Linked DNA regions of Mus musculus: region 1 is linked to region 2. A link is a contact called in ENCODE Hi-C or POLR2A ChIA-PET data. All regions are on one chromosome and are shown on one strand. Each heading gives the region's core, a stretch centred on a gene start or an enhancer-like site at or near the end of the contact. The rest is flanking DNA. Distances are from core to core; before and after follow the strand shown. Region 1 overlaps Denn2b (DENN domain containing 2B). Region 2 overlaps Denn2b (DENN domain containing 2B).

What was found. Hi-C counts contacts between places; a loop is a spot of excess contacts on that map. ChIA-PET counts read pairs that join two places held with the same protein, here RNA polymerase II (POLR2A).
Region 1: a loop to region 2 is called in a map of left cerebral cortex, with 5 times the contacts of the local background. The contact joins two enhancer-like sites. A Hi-C loop is called at or near these places in 3 of 37 maps with a recorded cell type or tissue (heart and left cerebral cortex). POLR2A ChIA-PET finds 5 or more read pairs at or near these places in 2 of 5 experiments (Patski and embryonic stem cell).

Annotation. Positions count from the first base shown.
Region 1 is chr7:109,585,859-109,590,798 of GRCm38, reverse strand. The region is part of intron 1 of Denn2b (DENN domain containing 2B); the gene reads left to right. Among named protein-coding and RNA genes, the nearest start is that of Denn2b, 29 kb to the left of the region's middle. Within about 2 kb of position 2,643, at least 1 of the 3 ENCODE cell types and tissues checked has a DNase peak (open chromatin) inside an H3K27ac peak, as active enhancers do; it is heart, where a contact is called at or near this core.
Region 2 is chr7:109,543,772-109,548,877 of GRCm38, reverse strand. It overlaps Denn2b (DENN domain containing 2B), which reads left to right. Exons shown (of 20, transcript NM_001001326.1): 5 at 3,650-3,801. Among named protein-coding and RNA genes, the nearest start is that of Snora3, 26 kb to the right of the region's middle. Within about 2 kb of position 3,502, at least 1 of the 3 ENCODE cell types and tissues checked has a DNase peak (open chromatin) inside an H3K27ac peak, as active enhancers do; it is heart, where a contact is called at or near this core.

The sequences.
Region 1 (4,940 bases), core at 1,394-3,893, 43 kb before region 2:
ATCCAGCCATCTGGAAGGTCAGAGTTATTAGCCAGTAGAATGTACCCATTAGCTCTTGGAGGGGTTACAACCTGTTAGTGGAGTCCTAAGCCTGGGAACTGCTTCTCTCACAGGGCCTTTCACACTTGGACCAGCTAACTGGCATTGCACTCCCTTATTTGGACACTAAATTTTCTGGGTGAGGTTGCAGTTCGACTTTGTTTTGAGTTTTTAGAGTATCTGACATCCTTGTGAGTGATTTTTTTTTTTTTTAAGAGATCAACATAACAGCAAAGCATTTACTTTTCTCCACCTGACTCTTTCCTTGGCCTCCAGCCTATCTGTTTATGAAACCAGAATGTGGTTCCCATGTTCTGCATTGGCCTCCCTGGGGACGCGTGGAACCCCCAACCATAGTGACAGAGACAGTAGAAACATGAGTCTAGCTACAGAGATTGTGAGAGGCTTGCTTTGTGTCTGGTACTAGAAACACCTGAGAGAACATTTTTGTACTTTGGGGAACTTGCTGTGCCCATCAGCTTGACCTCATCCTGGCCCAAGATACCAGGAGAAAGGTGCAGGCAGGGATATGGGAGGTAGTGGTGCTACCAAGGGTGAAGAAGTTTTGTGGGGCTCTGAGAGCACGCTTTCCCCTCTGGCAGACGGGCAGCTCTGTTTACCTCTGGTTGTCTTTTGATTGTTTCCTGTGGGCCCAAGGGAAGTGATCACTAGTGACAGAGATACAGGGGCCTAGTGCAGGAGGGAAGGCAAGGGAAGTGATCACTAGTGACAGGTATAGGGTCCTCGTGCAGGGGGAGAAGCAGTCAGCTAAGTTCCAGTTGGAACTTGCTGAAGCAACCTCTCAGCCTTCTTGGGGGAAAGCTTTGGGATCAAAGAGTCATGCAGGCTTGAGGCTTGAAGACTGGAAGAGCCGAGGTGTGAAATGAGGAGACCCCCTTGCTGTCTGTCCTCCAGAAGTCAGAGAGAAGGCTGACCGACTGAAAACTACTGCTGCACACCAAAAAAGTACTGTCCTAGTGGGAAGGGCTTCCCGTGCAGCAGTGTCACCCAACCCATACACAAACCCTTTGTACCTGTACTGCCTCCTCCTTATAGATGAGGAGAGTGTCACTTAGGGTAGCCTTGCATCAAAGCTTTGTAGCACTTGGAGGAGTTTTATATCCAGATTTCATTAACTACTTGGAATTACTCAAGACTACTCTTTCCCCGTTATTCCTTGTAGAGGAATCCACAACAAGCTATTATTTTAAGTAAGCTTTTAATTTTAGAGTAGTTTCAGATTTATAGAAAAGTTGCAGAGAGGGCACTAAAAGTTCCCATAGATCCTGGAAACCATTAATATTTTCCTCTCTCTTTTTCTGGCCTATTTCTGAGGGAGTGGGGAAGCAGATTTGGAGTGAGGACATTTTTTTCCAGCCTGGTGGTTTTTGAGCTACAGTTCTTGAGAGTCCACTAGGTTATAGTATTTTTTTTTCCCCCTAGGATCCAGTCTGTCTCAGCTGAACTGGGCTGGACACAGCTTTGCCTTCTAGATTCAGAATCGTATTTTCTGCGTCTCCTCAGTGGGGCCAGCTGGTAGCTGAGCTCCCGGAAGCTGGGGAAGGCAGTCATGGTTGGGAGGGTCTTCCGCTGTCTGGCCTTTGCTCTGTGTTATCTGGAAGGGTTCTTTCAAGTCAGTCCTCATGTTTTTAGCTGATGTTAGCTGACTTGGAGTCAGCGCCTTGGAGGGAACATCTGGGTGATATGATGAAACCTATTTGCTTGATGCCTCGAGTCTGACCTTGTATGGTGCCAGGGTAGTCCAAGGTGGTCGCTACTCAGTGGAAAGCAGACAGTGGGCAGTAGTGATGTGTATGGCAGCTTCTGTGCTTTGCTTGGGGCCCAGGCATATTCTCCATTTAAGGGAAAGGGGTCTGCAGACGTCTTAGCTGTGGGTGTGAGTGGGCTGGCCTGAGTGTGGGTGTGAGTGGGCTGGCCTGAGTGTGGGTGTGAGTGGGCTGGCCTGAGTGTGGGTGTGAGGGGCTGGCCTGAGTGTGGGTGTGAGGGGCTGGCCTGAGTGTGGGTGTGAGGGGCTGGCCTGAGTGTGGGTGTGAGTGGGCTGGCCTGAGTGTGGGTGTGAGTGGGCTGGCCTGAGTGTGGGTGTGAGGGGCTGGCCTGAGTGTGGGTGTGAGTGGGCTGGCCTGAGTGTGGGTGTGAGGGGGCTAGATGTGCTTTTTCAGTGAGATCATTCCACAGTTGCATTCCTATGAAATTATATTTTACTCGAGACGTGAAACTAGATGTGTGTAAAGGCACTGGCACTAAACACACAGAGCTCGGAGAAGGCCAGATGAGAGAGGGACAAGCAAGTCTTGGTGGGGTGGGGTGGGGTGAGGATTGGATTCAGGATCGTACACTATGAGCTTACCCAGGAAATGAAGTAGCCACTCAGCCCGGGGAAGGGAGGCTTGAGGTGCGTTGTCCCAGCTGTCTGCTACCCGAGGCAACTTGAGCTCAGAAAGGGCAAGTAAGGAGATGCTTACAGCTTCTGTGCCAGTGGCTGACAGGAAGCTCTGGAAACAGAAATGTCTGTTATCACCTACCAGCCCACCTTCCTGCGGCTCATCTCCCACCTCTGCCCTCCCAACCCCCACTTTCTCTGTTTCCTACCACTATGGTCTGTTTCTGCTCACACCCTTGTGGCACCAGACATACCGTGCTCCCTCATCCCACAGCACCCAACCCACAGCAGCCAGGTCTGTAGCTCTGGACTCCAACTTAGAAGTCTGTAATCCAGTTTCATTTTGACACTGACTGCTTGGAGTTAGTATAAACCCTACATACAGTTTAAGGGCTTAGTCTCTTATGACTGCCTCAACTCACTAGTCTCAGTCACCCATATTTCTGGACATTTTGAGGGCTTCCTCTCACACCCCTCTCCCACGGGTTTGATAATTTGCTGGAATGGCTCACAGGCAGAATTTAGAAAAAGTGAAGGGCTCTGGTAGACCAGAGCATGACAAACATGACTCTGGCAAGTCTTACTCTCTCCTATCCCCTCCTTCTTGCTTAACTGATGATTACACCCCTACAGCTAGCCACCAAAGACTATTCCCTTATTCACTTCCTTCTCCTGATGCTGACTACCAAGGTCTAGCTATCAAAGTATTGAAGTCCAGGAATCAAAGCCCCTCTTTTGACTGCCCTAATTAACATGCCCTATCAAAGCAAACCCATTCATCCTAACAGGGAAAACTTAGAATTGGTTTTCTTCCTGATTCCTGACAGAGAATTCCTGGTAATTTTTTCAAAGATACATCCAAGTGACAGCAGGGTGGTGGTGGTGGTGGTGGTAGTGATAGGCCCTTTCAGCATCACCTTAGTTTATTATGCTAATGAGGTGATCAGTGGACCAATGAACAGAAAGACTATGGAGGTTGAAGTTTCAGCCTCATCTTCCTTTCCCTAAACTACCATTTGCCTATGGGCCACATCTATCTCCTCTCTGTCCAGAAGTAGTCCTTTGTCCCTCTGGGGCAGATAGCCTACCCCCCCCCCCGTTGCTTTTCCCTTCTTCCTCCCTCGTCCTCTGCCTCCCATCTTTGTCTCTTACTCCTCCTTGCCCTCTGTCCCTCTGGGACAAAGAAATCTCTTTTGTGATGAGAACTTGGTCTTGATGTATCCTGTGCCTACTCTGGTCCTTTCCAAGTGTACTTACTTCTTACCAGTTTATTATTAAGCGCACAGCTCAGGAATGTTCAATCAAAAGACCTGCACAGGGCAGGATTACTGGGGGTGAGGGACTTGTTAAGTCAATTTCCCCTTGAGTTGCCCTCCAGTACTGTAATCTGTTTACCAAACCAAAGCTTTTTGAATTCTCATGGTCAGGGGTTCTGTGGAGGGTCTTCTATTATATAGGCATGATATATTATGTCAGGCATATATTATGATATATGACTGATATATGATGTCATAGGGGCTCTATGGAGTTTGTTATATCCGTACTGATGGATTATGTGGTAACATAATAACTGATAAGTACTGGTGAGTTCCACCCTCAGCTCTCTCCTCTCCCCTCAGGCTGGAGGATCTTTTCAGTTCTTTTCTGCTGCCACTGTGCTCTTGTTGACCTTTGTGCATCCAGCTATTCCTTAACTTGTGGTTTAGAGGACAAAAACTGTTTGCAGGGCTAAGGAGATGGCCCAGCAGGGGCATAGCTTGCTGTGCAAGCCTGATGACCTGAGTTCAATTCCCAGAACCCACAGAAAGAACGAGAGCCAACTCCACAAGGTTGTCCTGGTCACTACATGTTCTTTATAGCACACACATGCCCACACGCGTACTTCATAAACACACACAATAATAATGGTAATTTAATTTTTAAAAAGGCTGTTTTCCCTAATAGTGCCTAGCACAGGGCTTAGTAAGTACCTACGAAATAGCTGTTGAAGGTAGAGTTAGCATACTACAGTCGTGTATAATAGTCATTCCAGCCTATTAGGCACTATATAGGTGGCTAATGTAGTGTGATTTCTGAGGCCAGGTGTATACTTCTCCTGGTATACAGCAAAGGGAAGTTTGTGGAGTAGTAAGACAGAGAACCCAATGGGTCCTTTGTTTCATAGGCAGATTATAAGAGCTAGGCCTGTATTCACACAAGGTTAAATAAAACTGCTTGCCGAGCATCCTTGCTAAAGCTTCAGGGTTGGAGAAGAATGAACACTAGGTTTAGAATTGGATTCCGGTGGAGGTGGTGGTGGCAGCTTACTAGAGACAATTGTGTAGTAACCATATAGCCCTTCCTAGGAAGCAGATACCATTATCTCCTATATGTCAACTCATCTGCTCGTAGGGTAGCCTGTGAGATGCCTACTATTAATTTGCCGTTGAAGGAAGAAACTGAGGCCACAGAGCTACTTGACAGTTCTAAGCCTGGTTCTGTATATAGTTGAATAAACTTT
Region 2 (5,106 bases), core at 2,253-4,752:
AAGCAAAGCAACCAAGATCTGTGACCTAGGTACAGGTGCCCAGGGCTGTTGGAAATAAGGGTAACAGCAGTCCCCCAAGGGAGTAGTCCCCAGCCTGGCCCCTTTCCCTCCTGTATAAAGAAGTGAGAAAGGCAGAGGGCCAGGAGAATTGGAGCCAGAGGATTGCTAGGAAGGGAAGCTAGAGACCAAAGGCCTTAGTTATCTGTACAGCCCAGGAAGCTTGGAATGCTGTGGGTACCTGGGATAGATGCACTCCTTTCTAAACTATTATTCTAGTTATTGAATGAGTGGGGAATAAAGTAGGCAGTGTTCCCGTGTGGCAGCCAAAAGAGCTGTAGGAAGGGGTGGGACTAGGACCTGATGGACTGGGAGCCTTCTAGGAGGGTCAGTGTGCTGAGACTGGGCTCTGAAAAACGTCTTTCAGAAGAGTGCAAAGCAGACATAATTGGTCCTTATCTTGTCAGCAAACCTGGGAAAGGTTGAGACCTCTGGTTTTCCAAGCCAAGCTTGATGAGATGGAGCTGGACAGAGACAGCCTTGGCTTACCACTCTATCACCCTCTAATGCTGTGTAGACTGTCCTGAGGAAACCATATGGGCAGGGTTGAAAGTGAAGGTATGCAGTCTGTCTAAATCCCAGTCTCCCAAAAGTACCTGGCAAATTGTCACCTGATCTCTCCTTTCAGCTCTGGCCTCCCCAGCTTTCACTGTGGGGTGCTCTGAGCACTGTGTTGCACTCTTGGTTTATTTCTTGGCAAATTCAGTTTATTGGCTCTAGAACTCACCGGTGATCTTTTTGCTCTTTGCCCATCCATACTTGTAGGCATCTTTCCTGCCTGCAGAGATGATTGGAGTCCCCGGGAGCAGACGGGAGTGGACTTGGACTGATCAGAGATCATCTAAGGCTGGGAAGCATGGCAGTTAGTGGGTCCCTTAGATTAGAGGAGAGAGAAGCTGGCACTAGAGCTGGGCAGGAAGAGTCGGTCCTCAAGGCCGTCCCACAGAGACAGTTCCGGCATACACAAGTTGGTCTTCCAGCTGCCCTTCCCAAGGCTGTCATCAACATGCAGCTATGCTTTGCTTCTGCTGCTTCTCTGGAATTCATCTTACACTTTCTACTTACAGCTTTAGATTCTATGCCAATTGTCAAAGCTCTGATTCTGGGGAAAGAAAGAAGGAAAAAGAGAAGAGGATGAAGGAAAGAAATTAGACTTAGAACTTACAGCATGGCCCTCAGACACTATTAGGAAGCATCGGATACAGGAGCCAGGGAGCAGTTCCATTCATCTCTTTGCTGTGCCCATCTTCCTTCTGTCCCCTCTTCCTTCCTCGTTTCTTCCATCTTTCCTCCCTATCCAATGGGGCATTTGATAATGCAGAAGCATTTTTGGTTATAACCAAGGGAGAGTAATGTCAGGCTAGTATTGAAAGGCCAGAATTGCGGTAAATGTCCTATAAATGGCCAGGTCAGCTCATCAACCCAAAATGTCACTTCTTCAAGAACCTCTGATGGAAAAGGATTGAGATGGGTCTTCTTATAGGTTGGAGATAATGAGGATTCTGGCCAGTCACTTAGACCAAGGCAATCTGAATGAGTGTGAAATAACAAATACTTCTCTAGCCCCAATCTGGAAAGTAATATACAGATCCTGTTGTACAGATCAGAAGAATAATTATGCCCTAGCATTCTTCTATCCTGCATCCCCTTCACCTCTCAACCTTGTAAGATACTTGTCAGGTAGGGACCAAGAAGTAGAAATCCACCCGCTCCCTCCAGAAATATACCTCACATGAAGTGGGCTGGAAAACTGTACAGGGGATGCTGGTTTTGAGCCAACTTTACTTAGTCAGGGCCCTGGGATGGAGAAGAGTCATTTTAATGGCATGGCAGTTCCAGGAAAAGCCGTGCTCCATTGCTGGGGAGCGTGTTGTGTTGGGAATCACTTAATCCAACCCCCGCTCTTTTCTTGACTCATCTTTGACTCATAAGTTTACAGAGATTTGTGTTGCTCCTGCTGCAGTCTGTATCCTCACTCCCCCACCTCCACAAAGGCATTTCCTAAAGTCATTGTGGTTTCTTATTTAATAAATAGATGCTAGAGTTTAGGAGAGCCTCAGCTTCATGAGGAATCGCTAAGCATGCTGGGCTTGCATTTTCTACTGTACCCTGTTAAGTGAGTTGCAATGCCAGCAGCCTCCTTTTTCAGTCTGGTAGGAGTGGAGGTAAGATACATGCAGGCATCTGCAGGGTAGGCATGGGGCTCAGCATTTGCCCAAACTCAGTCCTGTTCACAATGTAGGAGCAAATCCTTCCCTGGGCATGCTATCTGCCACAGAGGTCCCAAACAGTAGCATTGAGTCTAGGGCAAGACAACAGAGGGGAAGTGAGGGTTGTATTGGTAAGGAGTCTCTGGATCTTGTTACCATCATGATTTCAGTGCTGGGATTAAGCTTAGACTGATGACGCAACATGACTCCTTGGTTTTACTGTGTGTTAGAAAAGCCTCATTAGGGCTGGCGAGATGGCTCAGAGGTTAAGAACACTGACTGCTCTTTCAGAGATCCTGAGTTCAATCCCAGCAATCACATGTTGGTGGCTCACAACCATTTATAATGGGATCTGATGCCCTCTTCTGTTGTGTCTGAAGAGAGCAAGTGTACTTACATGGATGGATGGATGGAAGGAAGGAAGGAAGGAAGGAAGGAAGGAAGGAAGGAAGGAAGGAAGGGAAGAAGGAAGGAAGGAGGAAGGAAGCATCCTCATGGGAGAGGGGATGGCATAGGAAGGTGTAACTTAGAAAAGGATGAATCTCAAAAATCTTATAGTCTTGGGCAGGGACTATGTTTGGGGCTTTCCTAAGATTTTCTGGTAGTGTCAATATAGAGCATACTGCCAGAGATTTTAGAAACTGGTCCTGAGATGCAAGAACTCTCTTCCTTTCTTTTGGCCTGGACTCCTTCCAAGCCTTTCACACTCCCATGTCACCGTGGAAAAGTCTCTGCCAAATGGGGAACAATGAGGATCCTCTCTCTGCTGAGCTTACCCGTAGAAGCGGTAGCTGACATGCTCAGAGAAAGGGATGAACAAAGTCTCACTGAGCACTCACTAGGGCTACTCGGCCCTCTGGTTGCCCAAGACAGTATCTCTTCCTGCAAGACTTGGAGACGTAGGAGTAGGTCAGAGGAGGATCTAGCAAAGCTCTGCTCCCTCGACTCCTTTGAGTTCTTTCATACTTACCCCTAAAACTGGACCCAGGAGACCCACAGAGAGCTGAGTAAAGGGGCGGCTATGGGATCTCAGAAAGCCTTTCCAGAAGCCAATCTCGGGGGCTTTACCAGCAGAAGGCTAGAGCTTGTAGTGTCAGCGTTGTCCTCTGCCAGTCTTGTGCAATCCCTAATTTATAAAGCAGTGGCCAGACAGGGCTGAGTTGAGCTGAGCTGAGCTGAACTGGAGGTGGGGAGTGGGGGCCTCAGCTTCTGCACTTGGAGCCAAGATCTGTTTGTAGCCTCCCCACTGCAGACAGGCAGCTGCGTGACTCATGAGCTGAAGGGCCAGGCTGAAGATATTCTCTGTGCTTCACAGGAATTGTGTGTATATCTCTCACTCTCTCATTCTTTCCTTCTTGTCTCTAACTTTGCCTCCTCTGCAGGAGGGCTTCCCAAGGAGAATCCCTACGAGGATGTGGACTTAAAGAACCGGAGAGCTGGACGAAAATCCCAGCAACTGTCTGAGAACTCCTTGGACTCTTTGCACAGGATGTGGAGTCCCCAAGACAGGAAGTACAACCACCCACCCATGCAGGTAATGCAGCTCTGGCCTAGGCAGTCGGGGCCTGTCCCCAAGCTTTTACTGACGCTATTGTCCTGGCTAGCAGTTGGCAGAGGACTTTGCCTCAGGAGAGGGCTGTGCACTCAGGACCTTCTGCCGTGTTGAAACTGCCTTGGGCAATTGAGATGTGCCTCCAGGGCATCCTATCTTGCCCTCCCCCCCCCCCCTTCACTATTTGTGTTCTAGCAAGAAAACCAAACCAGGAGCTCTTACAAACTCCTATTAGCAGTAAATAAGGGCTTTCTTAGAGACTTGACATTCTGCAGCTCTGCCCCAAATTATCTTAGTTGTGGGATTTGAGGGTTAATGGCAGGACTTAGGAGAGCCAGCTAGTGAGGGCCTGTGCCCTCAAGGTGCTTTCAAGCTTTTCTTAGTCTCTGTTCTCACTAGCACTTAGCAGAGGGGTTGCCTCAGGAACTAGTTGTGTACCTAGGGACTTCTACCATGTTGAAAACCCTATAGGCAGGCAGGTAGGATATCCTCAGGGATGCTTGCCTTCCTGGCAATGTGTGGGATCCACTGTCATGTAGGCTCTGTACTGAAAAGCATCAGTGTTTATAGGGTGGGTATATAGATTAGGGCTGAGAGAAGGGCAGCCCAGGACATTGTAGTGAGGGAGCTACTTGAGTATGAGGCCTACGTTGCTGAGCCCTGGTGGCCAGAGTCCATAGCCTTGTTCTTTCCCTGAAAGAAGTGAGCATGACCAGCCTTTCAGAGTCACATAGCAGAGCAGACTGGCAGGAGAGATTAAGGAGTATTTAGAATGGGGAGATAGCACAGTGTGTAAAATGCTTACTGTACAATGTGAACTCCTGAGCACAGATTCCCCAGAACCCAAGTAAAGCCAAATGCATTAGCAATGGTCTGTAATCCCAAGGTTCCTATAGCAAGACAAAGTGGAGAATCTGAAGAAGCTAGTGGGCTACCTAGCCTGATAGATCCATAAGCAAACCACGTAGAACAGACAAATTGGAAGGTGAAGGTCAACACCTAAAGCTGAACTCAGCCCTGGGCCTGTATAACCACACACACACACTCACACACACACACACTCATACTCACACACACACACACACACAGACTCACACACACACACTCACACACACACAGACTCACACACACACACACACACACACTCACACACACACAGACTCACACACACTCACACACACACACACAGACTCACACACACTCACACACACAAACATACACACTCACACACACACACTCACACACTCAAAAAATAAAAATGGGCTGGAGAGCAGTTATGAGCACTTA